Linked DNA regions of Homo sapiens: region 1 is linked to region 2. Evidence: chromatin loops called from intact Hi-C (ENCODE). Cell type or tissue: gastrocnemius medialis. All regions are shown on one strand. Links, peaks and the distances in the headings refer to the core of each region. The heading gives the core; the rest is flanking DNA.

Region 1 (10,712 bases), core at 902-8,901, 61 kb before region 2:
AGGGCCAGCTTGGGAGTCCTTCCAGCTTGACACTATCCCTGAAAGCCCACCACCCATCCCCCTTGCCTACAGAGGTTCTGTCCTTCAACTGGGTCCAGACTCTGGGAGGGCCTCCTGACTCTGGCTACTTGTGTTGGACTAGCCCCTCTGGAGAGTAATCAGCTCCTACATGTTCCTCCTTTATTCTCCCATCAGTGGGATGAGCCCACAGGGGGAATGAGGGGGGTGCCCTGGTAACCCTGTTTATCCGTACCCCATCCTATCCCACTTCATACATTCTGGCCAAATCACATACCTTGGATTTCCGGGCCCCTTTCTTGCCTCCTGCTTTTTTAGATACAGGCTTCTTCTGGGATGGAGACTTGGCCTTTTTGGCTGGGGGTGGTGTGATGATGGCTTCCAACTTTCCTTTGGATCCCCGCTTCTTCGCTAGCAACTCGGGGTGGATGTTGGGTAACACACCCCCACTGGCTATGGTGACTCCTTTTAGCAGCTTTCAGGAAAACCAGAATAGCAGATAGTGAGCCAGATACCCTGCTTCTAACCTTCAAGAAGCCAGCCCTGCCCAGGACAGTCTTGCTTTGGGTTGGTGCAGCTCCTTCCTCCATGGCATCCTCCATGAGGATGCTGCCAGGACTCAAGCTCACTGCTCAGGGATCCAGTCCCCAGAGTCCCTCACTCAAATGGAATTTAGATCATCTCTCTCCTTTCGGGAGAGCCAAATACCTTGTATTATCCTGCTTCCCCCAACACTCCCAATAAGGCCTTGGGGAAAAACTGCCATGGGAGGCAGAGAAGCTGCTAATTAATCCAAAAGGCAGTCCACACCTTTCATAACCAGCCAACACCAAAGCCTCTCAGCTATGTTTCTTGGGCAGTATGACCACCTGCTCAAACATCAGTGGGAGATGGGAGAGGCCCATACCTGATTCAGCTCTTCATCATTGGCCACAGCCAGCAGGATGTGCCGGGGTGTGACCCGTCCCTTCTTGTTGTCTCTCGCTGCATTGCCAGCCAGCTCCAGAATCTCCGCTGTGGGGAGCAGAGATGAGTGTATGGTCATGTTAGAGGACCATGTGTCCCCGCCCCGGTCCCCACATTCACAGTGCCAGGAATGGGCAGAGGCAGCTGCTTCAGGAAGCAGCTACCCTGAGGTGAAAAGCTGTGGGCAGAGTCACAGAGGTGCTGAATGGCAAAGCTGAGTGGGACCTAGGAAGCCCCAGGTCCAATGCCCTTGTTTGGGAGATGAAGGAACTGAAGCTGAGGGAGAAGGGACCAGCTGAAGATCACTGAGTGAGTGAGTGGGAGGGCTGAGATCTGAACCCAGTTCCAGCTCTCATTTCCCAGAAAGGGTGCTTGCAGTTAGCACTGCAGATGTCACCAGGGCCAAACCCAAAGTCCTCAGTGTGGTCCCTGAGAGTATACCATGCCTGCTTAGAGTTTCAAGGACAGGATGGCTTGCTATTGAGGAGGCCTGTTAAATCTTTGTTGATTACATCAATGCTGAATGCCTGCACATCTGGATGCAAAACTGGAAGGATGTGACTGGATTCTTTACAAAGTCAACATCACAAATACATTTTTTAAAGTGTGTGTGTGTGGGGGGAGGTTGTTGTAGATTCAAAAGGTGAAAAAGATGTAAAAGCCAAATATAATGTGTCACTCCTTGATGAAATTCTGATTCTTTTAATAAAAGCTAGGAAAGTCATTTTGGAGACAACTGAAGAGCTCTGAATGTGGACTGGGTATCAGACACACGGGATTATTTTCTTAAGTGTAATAATGGTATTGCCATTCTGTAGGGAGCATCCTTGTTCTTAGGAGATACATGCTGATGTATTTAGGGGTGAAGCATCTTGATGCCTACAACTTGCCCTCCATTCTGAAAAAGCTCTAAGGAATAAAGCAAATATGGCAAAATGTTAACAGTTGTTAAATCTAGGTATATGATTATAAGAACATTCCTCTTTCAAGGAAATTCTGTCATTTGCAACAACATGGATAAACCTGGAGGACATTATGCTAAGTGAAATAAGCCAGGCACAGAAGGACAAATATAGCATGAATTCATTTCTATGTGGAATCAGGGACTGGGGGTGGGGTCGGGGCGAATGTTGGTCAAAGGACATAAAGTTTCAGTTAGAAGAAGTTTTAATGATCTATTGTGCAGAATAGTAACTATAGTTAACAATCATGTATATTTAAAAATTGCTAAAATAATAGATTTTAAAAGTTCTTAACACAAGGAAACAAATATGTAAGGTGATGAAATCAGTGTATTCTTGACATTCTGTATGTTTGAAATTTTTCAAAATAAAATGTATGCAAGAAAATAAAAACTAGAAGGGCTATGAGCATAACCCATAGTTAGTACTAAGTTAAGAGCTGATTTACCTGCCATCTGGGCACAGTCTCACAAGACAAGACAGGTTTTCCACAGCACCAAAGATGGTGGGAACTAGGAAGTACCCTTTGGCAAAACCTGGTTTTCTCCTTGGCATTACAGTTCTCTTGGTAACCTGTCAACCTCATCACTGTCTCCTTGTTTTCTTAGTGAGGCATACGGATAGACCCAGAATGGATCTTATATTCTCCACTTCTGCAATTCTGCCCACACTGGGATGTCATTCTAGGCTACCCTTCTGGGCCCAACTCAAATCTGACCTCCTCCCAGTACTAAAGAATTTCTAATATTTAGTTATGTTGTAAACACTAGATTTCTCCAGCAACACCAGCACTCAGAATCATTATGAAATAACTAGGAAGAAAATTCTAGCTGCATAAAAATCGTGTGTTAAAAATTTACGGTATGACACAGGGCATGCATTTTTAAGAGGTACTAACAGCTCCACCCAATGCAAATAACCTGCTGTATGTGTGTAAAGCTGAAAAATTGCTTGGCTACTCAAGGAAACTCTCATATTAGCTTTGGGGGCAGGGGCGGGAGGAGATCAGACACACTTGAAATAGCAGGTTTCCCCCTAAATCCAAGGCAGGAATTCCTTTGCTCAGTAATCACCATACTGATGACACACAACTCTGTGCTTGGCAGGAGGGACCCAAGGCACCAGGAGGCCCCTGTCTTCTCAGTGTTCCCAGGCCTGCAGGGCTACACATGCCAGTGATACAGAGAGTGATAAAGAATGCCACAGGGTCCCTTACCTGGGCTTTATACATGTGAGAGCCACAAAACTAAGGCAGGGTGGAAGGCAAGATAGCCAGTGCTTACATGGAATCTGGTGGAGGGGCTCACATTTCCCACTTTCACCCATCAGTCTCCACAACGCTATTCCCTTCCCTGTACCAGTGTCAGCACAGTTTAGTTTACCAGTGGAGGAGGGAGATGGCCACCCAGCATTTTCACTGAAGCTTCCCTATCATTGATCGTGGTAGTGTCCCAATGCCCAGCAGTGATGGGCCCACCTTGGCCAAGCCAAAAAGGTGCCTGTGATGCCTATGTGACCTTGGGCCCTGGGTACTGTGAATGCAGAAGCGCCTGCCTGGCCAGCCCAGCTTGGCCTTCATTCTCCTGTGTTCATGGGCGGGAGAGCACATCCGTAATGCCACTGTCCTGCCCACGGCCCAAGAGGATGCCAAACCAAGAGTCTAAGCCCAACAAGAACACAGAGCCTGGGAGCAATGGAACATGAAGGAGAGTCAGCCACGATGGGTGCTGGGCAGAATCCTCACGGCAGGAAGGCCTGAGAGGCATATCAAGCACCACTGAGCTGTAGCCCACTTTGCTGGCTTCCCCTCCCTTCCACAACCTTCCCCTTTTGGAGGCCACAACGAAGTTTTGGGCCATCGGTATCTGCAGAGCCAGAATATACAGGAGGAGGCTGATGGATTACAATCTTCTGACCATAATGTGCCAAGAATGCTTTATCTGCCCCCTCATTAACAGAGAGGAAGGGAGGCAGAAGGAGAATGCCCACAGTGGTGACCTGTTTTGCTAAGTCCTAAGCCCAACCCTTTGGCAAGAAAATCGTTTGAAGGTACAGTTTCTCAGGAAAGTGGAGGTGGCCTGTTTCCTCTTCCTGCCCAAAACGTTGGAGGAAGGCCCTCCCTGAGAGAAGGCTCAGTGGCCGTTGGTGGTCGGGGAGGAGGGGAGGGATGTGGTCTATATTTTCTGCAGTGCTGCCTTCACTTTTTTTTTGTGCAGGAAAAATGAGAATGATGGATAAAAAGACCTGAAGAGTGTGGTTGGGCCCCTGACTTGGGTGAGGGCAGGTAGTATGTAAAGAACAGAAAGCAACAGAGTAGCCCAGAAGTAAGCACATCGGGTTGAGAAACCTGAAAATGGATTCTCCAGGAGCTAGAGGACATTATCCCTGGCTTCGCAAGCTTTACCCCTTTATGCTCTTACTTTGTGACTGAAAAGTTCAGTAGCCTCAGTTTCTCCATTAGAGAAACTTGAAGGACCATGCTTATGTTTTGCTATTCAACTGGGAATCAGGGATGCCACACTGGACCAACCTGTAAGTGACAGTGAGTAGCAAGGTGGATAAGGAGGGGCAGAAGGAGGAGCATCTCAGCTCCTTAGAAAGAGCTGGGCAGGGATGTCATTCTGTTGCCTTCTTTACCAAGGAGCCCCAGAATCCAAGACTCTTCCTTTTTGCAAAACCCCAGCTCATCTTTTATCTGCACAAGCCAAAATTACTGCCTCTCCATACTCCTACCACCATAGGGTGGGCCCTCAGCCCTGTGGGTAGGGAGGAGGGAGCTGTGTCAAGTAGGGATAACAAAGAGGGGCACAGATCCACCTTCCAGCTAGTTAAGCAAGAGCTTTATCTTCTGTTTACTCTTGCATTTTTTTCAGATGGATAGTTACCATAGTAACCCCATCGTTAAGGGACACACAAGACAGAGCACCTCAGAAACACACCTTTTATGAGAAGTATATTCAGTGTCCCACCCCTCTCCTGTGCTGCAGCAGCAGAGGGCCGGGGCATTTCACCATGGCCAGGGAAAATGGAGGGTGCCCGACTTAACAAAAGCAGTAACCCAGAATACACACTCATCCCCTGCCAACCATCAGTAATACTCACCCTCTCATCCTTAGTCCAGGTTTAGAAAAAGCCATCGTAAAGGGCTTTCCTGGCTAAGAAAGAGTTGCCTGCTGCAGAGACAGCAGAGGTGCAAAATGCCAGCAACTCAACAAGATGGAACGGTTCCCATCTGCTCTCCAGGGCATGTTCCTATTCAGGGGGGAGCGGAGAGGGTGACTGACTGCTGAGGAATTGGGACAGGGCACACGTCACCAAAGGAGATGTCCTGATGTAGTTTTCTTCCCTGTAAGTGATCCTCTGCTTTGCAATAATATGGAGGGCAAAGTCATGGAGGCCCCAGGCTCAGGGCTGTACAGCAATGCCTGCCTGCCCCCCATGCACACTGGGATGGCCCTCACATTCCCACCAGCAAGGAGGGCTTTCTCCTAGGCTAGAACAGAGCCAACTTAAGCCTCTGCCTCAAAGTGAATGGAGCCGATGCCTTCCTACAAGGGGGAGGGTGGGTTCTTGCACTCAATTCATTTCATGTTTTGGAAGGTTTTGTGAGTCTCTGTTTTGTCTGTGGCTGGTCTAAAAGAAAAGCGATTCTGAGAAAGATAACCAGGAAAACACCAGATCTATGGACACAAAAATCCTTTTCTCCAGAGTTTCCAGAGCTCAGCCCTTGGATTCTCTCTTGAAGGAAATTTTCAGGAGCCACAGCCTGGAGGCTGTAACCAAAATAAATGGAATCCATAAGAAACCACAGGAAGAAACGGAAAAGAACAATTAGGAGAAGAAACAGAACCCCTTACCAGGTTCTCCACCCCATCAAGCCAAGTATTCTCAGTCGGTGACAGTCTAAGTTTTGTTACCAATGACCAATACTAGACTGATTTGGGGCCCAAGGCGCTTAGGGTCTGCTCTGAAGAGGACTGTAAGTGTGGTAAAGTTCCCAATTATAAATGGTGCAAAGGGAACAAGTTGAATGGTGAGCAAACTGGCCAGCTCATTAACTCTTCTAAGATTTTTGTTTTTCAAAACACATAAGCCTCTGGTTCTCACTCCTGGCCAGGGCCAGTCTCTGGCAACTAGTGAGTGGCTGGCACCATCATCTGTAGTGGCCTAGATGATGCAACCATATTCCCTCTCCTCAGAGCTGCAAGCCCTGCAGGGACATCCTGGGCCAAACGTTCCCCAGCTTCATTGAACATGACTGTTTTAAGGCCGCTTGACAAAATTCCCACATCCTTGGATAACAGCATGGTTTGGCAGCCTTTTTGACTACAGACCAGCCGTCTGAACATGAATACCTTTGACAGGTCTACTTTGCAAGTCCACCCAGAGACGAAAGGCTTAGGGTCCTTTTTCTTTTTTCCAAATGTCTTGAACTAAAACATATCTGTTGTATTGAAGCATTTTGTCTATCTTCCTTCAGCAAGATGAAGTCATGGTTTGCAGAATTAGACTCCTAACAGCTAACAGGTGATGTGTTGAGGCTGAGCCAAACTCTAAACACAACCCTTGCAATAGGAAAGAGTCAGGGGCTTTAACGGAGCTGTCTGAAGCTCTGTAAAACAGAGCTCATTTAACAAAAGAAATACTGAAAATAACAACCAGAAATCAAAGAAAAGCAAATGTTCACGTAATCCCAAGGAGAAAACATGTTTGCTACAAGGCCAACAACATGACAAGGAATCTGTTTATTGTATTTCTTTCGATTCATCATCCTTCCATCAGCAGTCCTTTGAGTTCAGAACTGTTTTACACCATCCCAGAAGGCCTTAACCCAATCAACCCCAATCGGAAGGTGACTGCTAAGAGCTTCCTGCATTCTGACCACACCACAACCTCCTCCAATTCCCTTGGTGGCTCTGAGTGTTTGCAGCCGCATCCCAGAATCCATTGCCCCCATCCCACCTTTTCAGGAGGTTGAGTGGCAGGGTCTGAAGCTTGCCCAGCCATCAGCTGGGAGCTCTGGGCCACAGCAAAGCTCTCCATCTGCTTGTCCCAGGGGCCTCAAAGGAACCAGAATTCCATAGAGAAAATAAAACCTACAGCAGTGATTGAAAGTAGTATTCCAAAGATGGTTCCAAGCCTGACACAAACTCCTCTACTGTTGTTAAGCCCACTGCAGACTCCTCCGAAAAGTCCAGGAGGAGCCAGGGGTCTCAGAGACAGCATTTGGTCCAGTCTTCTGCCTTCCCACAAAGTCTCCCAATAAGATGGAAATGCAGCTTAATTTGGGAATCTGTAAAGTAAGTTCCACTGACTGGAACTTTCAGCCCTATTTCAAAGTAAAAAATAAATAAGTTTACATTATACATAATAACACAGGGGAGCTATGATTCTTAGCAAACATTACCTTAATCTAACCCACCAACCCAACTCAGTGCCCGAATATCTTCCTTGTCAGGAAGTTTTCCTCTGCCTTCCTCACCTCTGGTGCTGTTTCAGCTGCCCGCTCTGTCTGCAGGGGAGGGCAGCAATCGCAAATGGCACTGTGGTGAGAGCCCGGGGTCTGCTGACAGACCGTCGGGGTTTGGATCCCAGCTCCTGTAATTATCTGTAAGATGTGGCCAAGTGCATCTAAGCCTCAGTTTCCTATTCTGTACAGGGGGAGTGATACCTGAGGTTACCTCTAGGCTTATGAGATTAATGAGTTACCAAGTAAAATGCTTAGTATACTCAGTAAATTCAAGCTACTACTGTTGAGGCTACAACTGCACTGTTAAAAAAGTGCGACAAGCTTGATTACCAGGAGAAAACTGCACTTCCTTTGCCTCGATTTCCTCTATCTATAACTGGATGATTTCGATGGATGGATTTGTGCCAAAAGGAGGAAAAAAGCAACAGAAAACCTGGTGTTTCCTCTGCCAATAGTTTACTCTTTGCTGTTATGCTTAACAGTTAACATATGTTTGAAAAATGCACTTGAACTCGATTAACCTCGGTGCTGCCAGACCTGCCTTGATGGAACACAGCACCCAGGGCGCCCCCACAGGCATCTCTACCTTGGAATGAGGTCTGGGGCTTTTGTCTGACCACAGCAGAGCGTGCAGAGCCAGTGGCTCAGGCAGTAGAAGTCAAGGCCCTGGGAAGGAGAAGGTGCCTGGGGAGGCCCTGAGAAACCTGTTCTACTCCAAGGCCTGGCTGGCAGCTGGGCAGGACCTCTGACCCACCAATCACTTGCTGTCAAGGACTCTCAATTAAGTTACAAGGAAATGGTTAATATGTATGTTTGTTTTGATAGGGAAAACCACAGCCATTTGTTCTTAATTCATCTCAGGAAGGGGTGAACAATCAGCGATGTCTGCTGAAATGAAATGATTTGAAGAGTATAATGTAAAGAGGAAACTCATTTAAGGAGCCCTGTCATGGTACGGTTTCCCAGATGGACTCAAAGCGAAAGAGCGAGGAGCAGAACAGTGAGTTTCGTGGGCTGCACTGTGTTGGGGGAGGAGGCGACGTCTGCAATCGGGCTACACATGTTCATCAAGACAGGGGAGCAGCTTCGCCCACTGGGAGCAGAATCAGGGACTTGGTCAGAGGGAGACGTTTTGCTCTACTCCCTTTTGTGCTGTTTGAATTTATCTTCTGCATATTTTCCTTTCAAAATGAAAATAATTATAACACTGGATAGATGAGAAGCTGCAGGCACTTCTGCTATCGGCTGCCCCAGCTGGCCTTTGGTACCACAGGTCACAAGCCCCCTTACCCTCAGACACTCTGTCCCAGCCTGCTTAATCCTGCTTCTCCCAAAAAATGGTTCTGAGCATGCGAAGACTTTCTAGGTTCTTTTTTCATGGCTGTTTTTAGAGCAGTGTGAGTGTGTCATAGAAAGGGAGGCCCCTGAGAGGGCACTATAGCTCCTGAGGTCTTTACCAGCCTGGCCTCTGTGCTGTCTGCCGGTGTGGATTCCCGATGCTGAGGACTGCTTGTCTAAGGATTTGCCTAAGCTCCAACACCTAGGATTCCACCTCCTCTTCGCTAAGGGGACAATGAAAGGACATTGGCCAAAAAGCTTCCCACTCTCCAGCCCTCCTCAGTGCCACTGAGTGACACAAGCTCCCCATACCTGACTGGGCACTGCCCTCTCCGACGCCTGCTGTGGCTCCTCAGGGCAGCTCTCTGCCCAGTACCTCGCTTGCTCTGCCACTGCTACAGCAGCAGCTCTAACATGCACCAGACCGCCCCTTCCCGGCGGGCCAGCACATGTCACTCCAGGGGACTTCGCCCCTCCTGTGCTCACACCCACCTCCTGCCTGTGCGCTCTAGACTTTCCTCATCCCTGTCCAGGGCTGCCTATCCTTCAAGGCCTATCTTGCAGGACCCCTGTCCTCCCTGCCCATACGAGGCCACAGGAATGTCTCTGGCAATCACCCATGACTGTTGCAGAGTCTGTCCCCTCAGGCTGTGTCTTCATCGAGCCAGCCTTGGGGACCGGGCATTTACCAGTCTTCCTGAGGTGTACGGTGGCTGCTTCAAGACAAAGGAAATGCCAAGTGGATGAAGTGCTCTGGGGTCCAATTCCTCTGACTGCTAAGGTTTCTGTGCTGTGTGATTTTGGAGAAGTTACTTAAACTCTGAACCTCAATTTACTCCTAAGAAAGCTAGGTGGTTTGAGGATTCGATGAATTACCAAATGTAAAGCATTTAATCAGTGCCTAGCACACAGTAACTGTTCAACATACGGCAGATGTTTTGGAACTTAACTGTTCCACCTTTACCTAGAATTCAGAGCACTTCCCCCGAAGTCCCTAAAACTAGTATTACAAGCCACAGTTAGAATATGAACTAGAGACTGCCAGGGCCTGGGGTGGGAGTGAAAGGGCAAGAAAAACAATGCTACTCAAGTTAAGTACCCTCATTTTCTGAATGAACAGCAGATATTGACTTTTAGCAGTCAATACTCAGATTTATAGAGGCAACATAAATGTGAACCAAAGACTACCTCAGCTACTAGTTACCACAAGGAGCATCAATCAGAATATCGATGGCAAGGGAAACCAACACATTAGCCATTTCCAGAGGCCTTGGGTTTGTTTCCACATGGCTCCCACAGCTCTGCAGGGAACGCGCCTTCTATAAAATCCCAGAGTGTCCCCTGTAGGCAGATGGGGTGATGTCAACCCCGTGAGAGGGTATCTCAGCACCAGGCGCTACTATCGGCCTTTAAAGAGCCCAGCACTGGGTGCCAGGGAACCCACATGTTCTAGCCACTAAATGGAAGATGCACTTGCCTAAAAAGGAAGCAGGTGGGGTGGGAAGAGGAGGAAGAAAGGGAGGGATCCAGGGTCAGAGAGTTAGGCTGAGTGGAGCAGCCTGGCAAACCCAAAGAGGTTTTATGTCATCTTCTTGGCAACCAGAACTGGAAGAGGGTGGTGGGAAGAGACGGAGGCTGACAATGATTAATACCCTTTGGGTTTGTCTTCTTGCTAGAGTTTATTTATAGCTCTGAGGAGTGGCTCTTTGCTTTCAGATTTTACTCTGGGTTGACTTGACTAGACATAGAAGCCTTCAGGCAGGAGAAAGCAAGCAGAAACACTGTAAATATGTTCTATCGGTTGCTGGTATTTTAACAGGAAGACAGTGGGAGAAAAGACATTTGTGGAATTCTTACCTTCTTCCTTCTCCTTTCAGTGACAAAGTGTTAATAGCTCTTTTAGAAGCCCGTCCTGATGGTCATCCACGGAGGACACCTGGGATGCTGGGTCCCACTCC
Region 2 (10,712 bases), core at 1,461-9,460:
TTCTTACACTGAACTTGACCAACACGGGGTGATAATACTGCTAATTTTTCAGGATCATGAGGATTAGGCAAGCTATTAAATGTAAAATACCTGTTGCAGAAGGAGCGCTCAGTCAATAGTAGTCACTAATCATTACAAGAAGACTAACTGTGTACAGAACCAGTCCTGTAAATTGCATCTTGCTGCCCACCAGTGTTAGCAGGATTTTTTCCCACTTTGGTTTTTCCAAGCAGTCAGCAGGCATCTACAACAAGAAGAAAATGATCCTTGGCTAACGTTGCTTTCCCCTTGTGTTCTCGCCAACAATTCATGTTGCCTTAAGAGATTAGGCCTCTTTATTGCTTGCTTCACTGCCCCGCTAGCTGTCTGCACCAACGTTACATCGTGGCTGGCTGGGCGTGTCCTTCTGATGGACTCCAGGCCTGCTGCACAGAGAGCAAGGGGGTTATTTGATCTCTTGGCTGTGGCTCTTACAAGTCCCATTGAGAGTGCTCTTACCCACAGAACTCTGCTTTGCTAATTGTCCCAGTGTAGCCAAATAAGCACAATTACACCTAAAGCAATGAGCATTTCTTCTGGCAGGATTTGGGATTTGGAAGAGAGCAGCCTCTACGGGGGCTCAGGGGTCAGCTCTGGGTACCACGCAACCCTTCCCAGACCCTCAGAACCCCCATGACTAATGGGCAGCTGATACAGGGTTATGAGGAGGCATCCCCCGCTTCCAGAGAGATTTATTACTCAGCCTGGACCAGAGTCCTGGAATATAAGAAAATCCCTCTATTTGGTGTCTGTCAAGATGGGCCCGAAGCCTGGTATCTTCCCCTCTGAGTCCTGTTGCACAAATTGTGTTGGTGGGAAGGCAGGGAAGTTGTTCTTCCACCCCTGCCTCAGATGACTTTATTAAAAAGCCAGTTGGCACTTTTCCTATTGCGCATTCTCATTACAGTGCTTCCAAAAAAGTGAAGTTATCCCACAAAGCCGACTCATAAAATTATTAGACCCTGGAGAGATGTTCAGACTCAATCCCTTTCACCAGCGAAAGCTTAATGAGAGTGCAGCCCTGCCCATGGGCTTCCACAGCACCATTGTCACCCACACTGGCCCGCTGCCCCGCTCACGCAAGCCTGCCTGCAGCCTCGCAACTCTAAATCCAGTCTTTGCAGCCCCCAAACTCTTCAAATTCACTTCAGGACTATGGAATGCTCTCGATGGGCCACTGAACTCAGCATTAGCAACCAGCGTTTGTTTTTTAAAAAAATGAACTCTTTGAAAAGTGACAAAAATCCCCTTCTCTTTACCCTGGGTCCCTGTCTCTCTGCTGAGTGCTCTGTTTTATTGACAACAGAGTTCTCCAACTTTAGCGTGTGTGAGAATGATCTGAAGAAAACAACAGTGAGATTCCACTTCGCACCTACTGAGACGGCTATACAGTGAGTCCTCCCATAATGTCCATTCATCCAATGTTGCTTCGTTATAAGATTGATGAGAAAAAAAAACAATCAATTCCGGCCTGGGGCCACTGTCTGTGTGCAGTTGGCACATTATCCACATACCTGCGTGGGTTTTCTCTGGGCACTCGGGTTTCCTCCCACATCCCAAAGCTATGCACATTAGGCAGAAAAAAAAAAAAGGAAAATAACAGGCATTGGTGAGGATGTGAAGAAACTGGAACCCTCATGCATTGTGGGTAGAAATAGAAAATGTTTCAGCTACTATAGAAAACAGTATGGCAGTTCCTCAAAAAGTGAAACATAGAGTTACTATATGACCCCGCAATTTCACTTCTAGGTATACACACAAACACAAAAAGGAAGGCGGGGACTCAAGTAGATATTTGAACTCTAATGCTCATAGCAGCATTATCCATAATAGCCAAAGGGTGGAAACATCCCAAGTGTCCATAGAAGGATAAATGCATAAACAAAATGTAGCGTGCATATATACAATGAAATATTATTCAGCCATAAAAAAGAATGAAGTTCTGTTACATGATACAACATGGATGAACTTTGCAAACATTATGCTGAGTGAGCTAAGCCAGAGACAAAAGGACACATATGGTATGACTCCATTTAGATGAATATCTAGGCTAGGTAAATTCACAGAGACAGAAAGTAGATTAGAGGTTACAAGGGCTGGGGGAAGGGGAAAACATTATTATTTAATGGGGATAGGGTTTCTGTTTGGGGTGATAATGCTGGAAACCGGCCCAGCGTGGTGGCTCACACCTGTAATCCCAACATTTTGGCAGGCCGAGGCAGGCAGATCACCTGAGGTAAGGAGTTCGAGACCAGCCTGGACAACATGGTGAAACTCTGTCTCTACTAAAAATACAAAAATTAGCCAGGCGTGGTGATGGGCACCTGTAATCCCAGCTACGCGGGAGGGTGAGGCAGGAGAATCACTTGAACCTGGGAGGCAGAAGTTGCAGTGAGCCTAGATCGTGCCACTCCACTCCAGCCTGAGCAACAGAGTGAGACTTCGTCACACACACACACACACACACACACACAAAATGTTGAAAACAGTGAAGATGTTCGTGCAACAATGTGAATTGTAATTACACTGACTTGAATATTTAAAATGGTTAAAATGACATGTTTTATGTTTTATATATGTATATGTGTATATATATGTGTGTATATATGTATGTATATGTGTATATTGTGTGTGTGTGTGTGTGTGTGTGTGTATTGCCTGAAGAGCTTATTGAGATTCTGATTCCTGGCACTTGCTCCCAGATTGGTTGAGTCAGGAAGTCCAGTGTGGGGCCCCAGTATGTACCTTGTTAACAAGCATCCGAAGTGCCTCTGATGTAGGTAATCCATGGCCACTTTAGAAATACAGATAGGGTATGCCAACTGGCTTTCTTGCACAAAACGAGAAAACAAAACAGTTCATGCTGCTTTTCAGAGCTTGTCCTGAAAGCAGAGCACTTTCCACACTGCGAGGAGGAAGGTATGCCACTCCATGCAGGGTCCAGGGGCTCACTGAGCCCCAGTGAGTCTGAGAGTCTGGATGGGCACATTAGTTTATCCAGGCTGAGTCTGATTATGGCAGTCTTGGGGTCAAAGGACTAGCAGTGACTCTAAAATCAACCCGGTGGCCCTGAGATCTGGGGCCCTGCAGTGCCATCTACCCATCTCTAGGGCGGCCTCAGAGCCCTGTCCTGGTTCCTTCTCCGCCCTGCATTTCTCCAGCCAGCCTCCTCTGCTGGGTCCAGCAAAGGCCAGAGGCAGGAGGTGACTCTGGGTTCTGGTTTTGTTGAAGATGGTCGTGCCTTAATGATGAGAGAGAGATGGTTCTCTCTCCCTAATATTCCCAGTGCCAGGGTCAGGTTTGTACTTCTTCCATCAGTGGTATATGATCTCTCTTCCAGTATTCTACTCCCAGTAATCGGCACAATATATTGTATATTTTGAATAAATTTTTCCTTGCCTGTAAAGTAAGCAAATTACTAGACTATAATAATGTCTAGTAATAATTACTAGACTAAAGTAATGAGACTGTCTTGGGCAATTATGAAATATCTTCTGGGCTCATCTTTGAGAATGTGTGCCAGTGTCTTCTTGCTGCCTGGCAACTCAGGTATTCTTTGAGATTGGTTTGCACTTTCACCCTGAGTCCCTTAGACACATTTTCAAAAACTATTCTAATATGTCCCATCCAGGGAAAAAGACAGAAAAGAGCCTGGCCTAGAAACTCAAATGTAAGTACAGGTCATCTTCACAAGCAAGGGAGGAAAGAGGAAGGGTCACTTTCATCCTACTGATTTTTACTGAACCCCGACCAGGTGCCAGGTCTGGACCAGCCCCCTGGGAAATGGAAGTGAACAAGACACAGACCTTCCCTGGCCTCTACCTGCTGGATACTGGTAGTATCCTCTCCCCAAGCCAGACATTGTGAAATGTCCTCTGGGGAGAGGCAAAATCCACTCCGGTTGAGAACCACTAAGTTAAAGCATGATGTGTCCATGTGGTGGCATAGTATACTCATCAGGATAGTTTTTAGAAGTCATTAAAGATGTGTACAAAAATCTTCACAATATGACACAAAGAAAAAAGTTAGATCTATAATTTTACATATAAGAATAATACTAAAAGTACCAAATATACATACACAGTACATGGAAAGAGGTGGGAAGGAAATATAATAAAACATTATAAGAATTAAGCTGGATGGTAGGATAAATGACATGTTTCCAATTTTCTATTGTAAAAAACATTTTTTCAATAAGGATCAATGTTTTATATTTATTTTATGCATTTTTTTTGTTGTTGCAATTTTTAAAACCAGGCGGGTCTTGAACTTCTGGCCTCAAGCAAGCCTCCTGTGTCAGCCTCCCAAAGCTCTGCAATTACAGGCGTGAGCCACTGTGCCTGGCCCAATGTTTCATATTTATTTATTTGTACATACAATGTTGCTATGAGCCTGACCATTTATTTTAAGGAAATTTATTATTGGATATAACAGACATACAGAAAAGTGCACAAGTCATAAGTGTGTGGCTCAGGGGATTTCACTACGTGGTCATACCCATGTAGCCAGCACCAAGATCAGGGAACATCACAGGCGCTCTTACCTCCAGTGTCAACTTCCAGTCACCACCCCCCAGGGCTGACCCATTTCCTGATTTAAACTCCAGAGATTCTGTTTGCCTATTTTTAAGCTTCATATAAATGGAATCACACAGTGTGAACTCATTTGTGTCTGGCTGGCTTTGCTCAACATTGTTGAGCAATGTTGTTACTGTATGTAGTTGCAGTAGAGCACGGGTATGGATCATTTAAAAATCATAAAGCTATTTTTAAAAGAAGGCAGATTTGAAACCCTGGGACACTTTTTGCTTCCTGGGGAGCGCTACACAGTCCTTCTGCTGGGAAGTCGGCCCATGGCCTCCAGCCCCATCTGCTGCCCTGAAGATCCCAAACATTCTCTTGTGCAGTTGCTTCTGCAAAACTAAGGAGGATTTGTGCCAGTACTCCTGACCCTGCCGGCTCGCCCACCATCGCCAGTGATATGCATTTGGGCCCCTTGACAAGGAGGCCAATCAGATAGAATGGAGAGGGGGACATATGTGTCTCACCATGGTGGTGCCGGACATAAGGCTGACAGGAAGTGGTGTCCAGCAGGGGTTCAGATCCTCCTGAAGGGAGGGCCATCTCTTCCTGCTCCCGTGGTGACTGTCGCTGATAGGCCACAGGCAGAGAAGCAGAAGCTCTCTCTCAAAGGTCGCCCCATCTGGCCCTGGCTCATCACATTCCTCAGCGTAAAGCACCCTCTGCCCTTGTTCTCGTTGCAGCAATCCTATGAGGGTTAGGGCTAGGGGGGGCTACAGTTATTTTCCATTTTGTGGACCATGAGGCTGAGACTGGGGAAAGTCAGCCTGCAGAAGGGCACAAGCTGGGCTTCGTGTCCAGGACTCCATGACTCCCAAGCCCGAGTTCTTACCCCTGGATATTTGCCTCTAAAGGCCACCTCCCTGTCCCTCCCATGTCTGGCTGAGGTTGGGAGATGGGGGTCGTGACTCAGTCTCCGGTGATGGGCTCAGCCTGGCGAGCTGCTCCCAGCCAGCTGTGTGGTCAGGCAAGTCATTCTCCCAGAAGATGCTGCAGTTTGTTTGACCATAAAGTGGGCAGCTCAATACTTCTCTTCTTCTCACGCCAAGCCCCTCCTCCCCGAGCCTGCAGGAATCTCTGGAAAAATGTTCTGGAAAAACGGAGGCATTTTTACGACTCTCTCCTCACCTAAACCCGCTGCGCCAGGACAGAGCCCAGACCCTCGGGCTCTAACCGTTATCCTACACTTTGGACCCGGGCAGCCCCTGCCTTTGATGTTGTCTTGCTAAATGTCCCCGAGTCACTGGCGGGCTCTGATCTCTCCAGCACCTAATAATTCAGTCTGAAGTAGTGAGCAGCTAATCAGCTGGGCAACTCTTGCAGCTGCACAATGAAGTTGAAGGGAAAGGGGGTCCCTTTCATTCTTGGGGTCTCATTCTACAACCCGATGGCCAAGGCAGACAGCACCGTCCGCTGGCCAGGGGGTGGGGTTAATTCCTGCAAGGACCTGGGTGAAGGTCTGCCTGGCCAAGGCAGCCCGTTGCAAGGTTTGAATCATGGCTGTCTCAGCTGGGCCATCGGGTGGGAATTAAAATTTAATTTAGAAAGTCCTGTCTCTGCGGCCCTGGTGGCCGTCGTCTGGGTGATTGACTGGCTGGTTTCTTTCACCTTTGCACGTCTTGGGTTTTTACTGGCAGAGGAAATGAAGGCTGAACTGGGGCAGGAAATTCCATGTACACAGGTGTTTCTGATTAGCCCCGTGCACCTCACCCAGGGGCACAACCAGGGGCTGAGATGCCTGCATGAGCCCATGGGCCCCTCTCTGGCTTGGCAACTGTGGCAGCTTTGCATCTAGGGAAGGCTGGACAGGGCACTCACACCGTTGCAGGGCAGACAGAGGTGCCAACCAGTGGTCTGCTGCCTGGCCCTGGGAACCCGGTGACATTCTGCCATGGACACGAGATCACACAGCGCCCTTGGCCAGAACCACCCCAGCCTCTGTGTCTGCAGTGGGCTGCTGGTGGCACCAGGGCCTGACCTGGAGATTAGCATCGCCCTGAGGTGTGTTTACACATTGTAGCTGGCGCTTCATGTGGCTGACCTGCCCCCATTTTCACATCTTCAGAGGGGCTTAGAGATCCAAAAACCACCTCCTCCTTTACTTAAAGGGTCTCTGGAGGGGTCGGGGAGGGCAGCCCTGGGCTTGGCTCAAGATGGCCATCTGTAGCAGTGGTTTCAGAGGCTGAAGAAGCAGCTTTCTTCATCCCATACCAGCTTTTCACTGCCACTGAAGCATCCCACCATTGTTATTCACTGCCATGGGTAAAGGCACTCGGGGCTCCCGTTACACTTAGAGTATACCTGGAGGGAGGGGCATTCCAAGAAATGGCTCATGGAGACACACTGGCTGGCTCTGGGCAAATGTCCACTCCAACCCTACCCACCTTGGTTTTCCCATCTGTAAAATGGGCATCATAGGAACAAAGTCTGCTGGATCAGCACATGGATTAATGAGATAGTCTGCAAAACATCAGGCACATAGAGGATCCACAAAGCATGCAGCCCCTGGGAACATTCTCAAGGGAATTGTTCCAAAGAAAAAGTATTTGATGAATACTTTGAAGTATTACATTAACCATTGCAAAAACATTTTAACCAGTTAAAATGCTCATTGGTTAGTTATAGACTAAGGTGTATTGTGACATAATAATGTGTAACCAATAAGCTCAATATGACAAGGATGGAGCCATATGAAATTCCAAGAAATAACTGAGGAAAATGAGTCTGTGTAGCCTGATTACAACTGTGAGAAAGTGTGTACCCTGAGGAAGATTGGAGGGGCATGTAAGTAAATGTTTATTTAAATACATTTCAGTTATCCACGTAGTTAAATGCATATTAAAACACGAAAATTAAATAAGAGCAGAGACAGATATGAATGTGTCTAAGTTATCAAGTTCCTACTAGGAGAAGACTCCATGTCATCAGTCCAGGACAGAATGTATGTGGTCCCAAACGCTGGAGAAAAGCCTGTGGCTGAGCTTTTGCCCCGTAGGGAACACGGAAACAGTCAACAGAATGCATGTGGCCACCACACGAGGTTCTGGACTCAGACTGGGCATCCTGGGGATCTTGGAGGCTATGGGGCTAAGCCACCGTCATAGTAAGCCCCTTTTAACAGCCTAGGGCCTCATGTCTCCCCCTGCCCCTGTCACCTGGAGAGAGACCTGGGCTCCTGAGGAGGGGCTGGGAGTGGAGCCTCACCCACATCCTCAGGACTCTGAGTGACACTCTGCTGACCCTGTTAGCTGCAGAGTAAGAGAAATGTGTTTTCATTGCTGTTACGAGTTTCCAGGCTGGGCAGCGAGCAGCCCCTTTAGAAAGGACCTCTTGTTCTTAGTGAAACACAAATAAATGTCTGTCGTGTGGGGCTATGTGAGCTGGGAGGTGGAGGGGGCTAAATGGAGAACTCAGAGAGCTGGCTACCTTGTCCCTGGGCCCCTGCCCAGTGGGCAGCAAGGCATAGCCAGGGGCTGTCCCTCTCTCTCAGCAGACGGCCCATCCTTCAAGGTATGACTTCGTCCCTGCCCCGCTCAGAAACCCCTTCTGCCCAGACCAGCCTTTGTCAGGTTGAGCTCAGAGTCCTTCTGGAATCTGGATGTGGTCCTGGGTCCCTGGAGGGCAGAAGCTGGGCCTCACCATTTCTGTGCTGCACCCGCCACAGCCCCCACACCCAAGGCTCTCAGGATGAATCTCGGTACATTGCGACTGAATTGCCGTGGATGAAAATAACGGTTGGAATGGCAGCAGTGGCTTGTGAATTTCAATTCCTCTTCTAAAACCACTTGCAGATATTTCTGCTGCTTTCTTCCCCTCTCCCCTCCCCCCTCTTCCCTCCCCTGAAACAGGAATTATGAGACAGTAACGCACACTCCTTTTGCATTTGCGGCTCCTCTTGTGGCCATCGGTATGGTTCCTTCAGGGACTGAGCCTGCTGTGACTCACTTCCCAGTCCCCCAGGCCCCAGCAAGCACCATCAGATAGGAGGCTTGTCACCTTGGAGGGAAGGGGGCAAAAAGATAATTTCCAAACATTGAGGCCTTAATGTCGGTCAAGCACGGTGCAGAGTCCTTCACAGGCACCCCCATTTTATCCTCCCAGACACCCTGTAAGACCTGTGATACTCCTGTTTCACAGAAAGAAGAAACTGAGGCTGGGAGAGGTTGAGCTCTTGCCTAAGGTCACAGAGCCAGTAAGTGGTAGAGCTGGGATCCAGACTTTGGCTGTCTGAGACCGAAGTCTAGGCTTTTCTTTGCTCTAAATCCCTCAACTCAACTTCTCTTTTGTCTGAGGAATTCTAGGAAGTGTTGGTTCTGTTTCTCATCAGTGGGGCCTGATGCTCCCCATGGTCTCTGGGCACTTGCACGTCATCCCAGAGGCAAACCTTGGGTATGCAGAGCCTTGTCCCAGGGTCCAGGATGTTCAAGACCAGCTGGAATCAGATGCCTTCTGGCTCCTTGCCCTGCCACGTGGAAATGCCATTTGTAGTGAGCCGGCTGTCGTTGGAGAGCTGCCTTTAGGTGCAGTGAGTCAAAGGACCACATGGAAATACTTTAGCCTGAGGCGGCGCTAGGAGCAGCCCTGGCTTGTAGCCATGAACGGCAGCAGGTCCAATAACACTGAGTTCCAGGTATGCATGTTGCCAAGAAGGGAGAGCAGTTTGGAGACCGACCAGCTCCTCTGGCTCATGCAAAAGCCCCTACACAGTGCTAGGCACGTGGTGCTCAGTAAACATAGGTTCCCGTTCTCTGTGAGAGGAAGGCCTTGGCCCTGTGCACTGAGTGTCCTGGTAATGGAATGCTCTACGCTCTGGCTGTCTTGGGCTGGGGGAAGAGGGAGAATCTACACCAGGAAACCATAGGCTCCTGAGGTTGAATGCAAGTTGCGTGTGTTCCTATGTGCAAAGAGAAGCCATAGCTATCATTTTCTGAGGTGTCCAAGACCCACAAAAAGCCAAAGACTGCACTACCCGAGAGACTGCAGCAGGAATGAGTGGATTAAGCCATTCAGCATGTCCAGACATACAAAATCACTGGGGACAGCTGGCTGAGGGAGACAGGCCAAGCTAGCACACGCATGTGAGGAAGAGGAATGGGCACTCAGGCCAGGCCAGCTCTCTGAGCAAAATGGAGCTCCTTCACGCTTCCCTTCCCGGCCTGACCACACAGGCTGCAGAGCACAGGGGCCCGCTTAAGGCCTTCAGGGAAGATGGCCTCCCCCAACATCATCTGTGAACCTCATCTCCAAGCTCAGAGCTTCCTCCCAGGTGGGGTTGCCCCTTCTCAGAGCTCCAATTTCCCCATCAGCCTTGGGCCGTATATCTTCCCCTTCTTTCTACGGGCTGCTTTATAGCTTGCTGGAAACACCTTCCCTTAGCACTTCGAAATGTATCACTTGAAAGCATCTTAACGTTAATCAATGTGATTCTTTTTTAATTTGAAGGGGCTTATTTCTCCAAATGGCTTTCCTGATCTTATAGGAGGGCATGCTCTCTAATATTAAACTTTTTCTTTAAAAAGAGCAAAAAAAATGACTCACATCTGTTTGATATTTAATTCAAATTGAATGGCAGGACAGGAACGAAATTACACTGCAAAGGGCCATAAAGCGTGATGTTTAAAAGAGCCAAGCATACCAAACCTACATGCCAGAAAATTTGAAATGACAAAGGATTGAGGGGGTGTGGCCTGGGCAATGGAGTATCTCCTACCCAGAAGCTGGAGGGGAAGTAGCCAAGCTGGGGGAAGGTGGGAGGTGGGAGAAGGTCTCATTTTGCACGGGAGGACTTTGTGGGGGCTGGTTTCCAGCCACATGTGAGTTTGGGGGTCTGGGATCTGAGCCCCAAGCAGAGGTCCTGGAATCCAGTGCTGGCTGCTCCATGTTGCGGGGCGGGGTGGTGGCCTGTCTGGGGATCTCCAAGGGGCTGCTGGGTAACGCTGCATGCAGCCTGGGTGGTCAGCCAGGCACTGTCCAGCTCTCGGTGTCCAGGAGGCCTTGGGGTTTGGCTACAGCTCAGAGAATTGAGTTTAAAGCCCTTCTGCTGCCTTCTGATCAGTTTAGCAGAGACACCAACATCCTGTGTCCCAGAGGGCA

What was found. Peaks named below come from ENCODE experiments on the same cell type or tissue, not always from the same donor. Only the 100,000 strongest peaks of a DNase experiment are listed, where the experiment ranks them.
Region 1: a loop joins it to region 2, with 5 times the contacts of the local background. A loop is called at or near these places in 12 of 110 quality-filtered maps.

Annotation. Positions count from the first base shown.
Region 1 is chr5:135,369,111-135,379,822 of GRCh38, forward strand. It overlaps MACROH2A1 (macroH2A.1 histone), which reads right to left. Exons shown (of 9, transcript NM_138610.3): 3 at 926-1,032; 4 at 296-493. Among named protein-coding and RNA genes, the nearest start is that of MACROH2A1, 25 kb to the right of the region's middle. In gastrocnemius medialis, for the core only: no CTCF peak of the experiment used is centred there; DNase peaks (open chromatin) are centred at 5,211 and 6,121; H3K27ac peaks cover 2,585 bases.
Region 2 is chr5:135,429,142-135,439,853 of GRCh38, forward strand. No RefSeq gene overlaps it. Among named protein-coding and RNA genes, the nearest start is that of DCANP1, 13 kb to the right of the region's middle. RefSeq lists enhancers at 4,768-7,313, 8,138-8,297. In gastrocnemius medialis, for the core only: no CTCF peak of the experiment used is centred there; DNase peaks (open chromatin) are centred at 4,610, 5,200, 8,550 and 9,140; H3K27ac peaks cover 3,393 bases.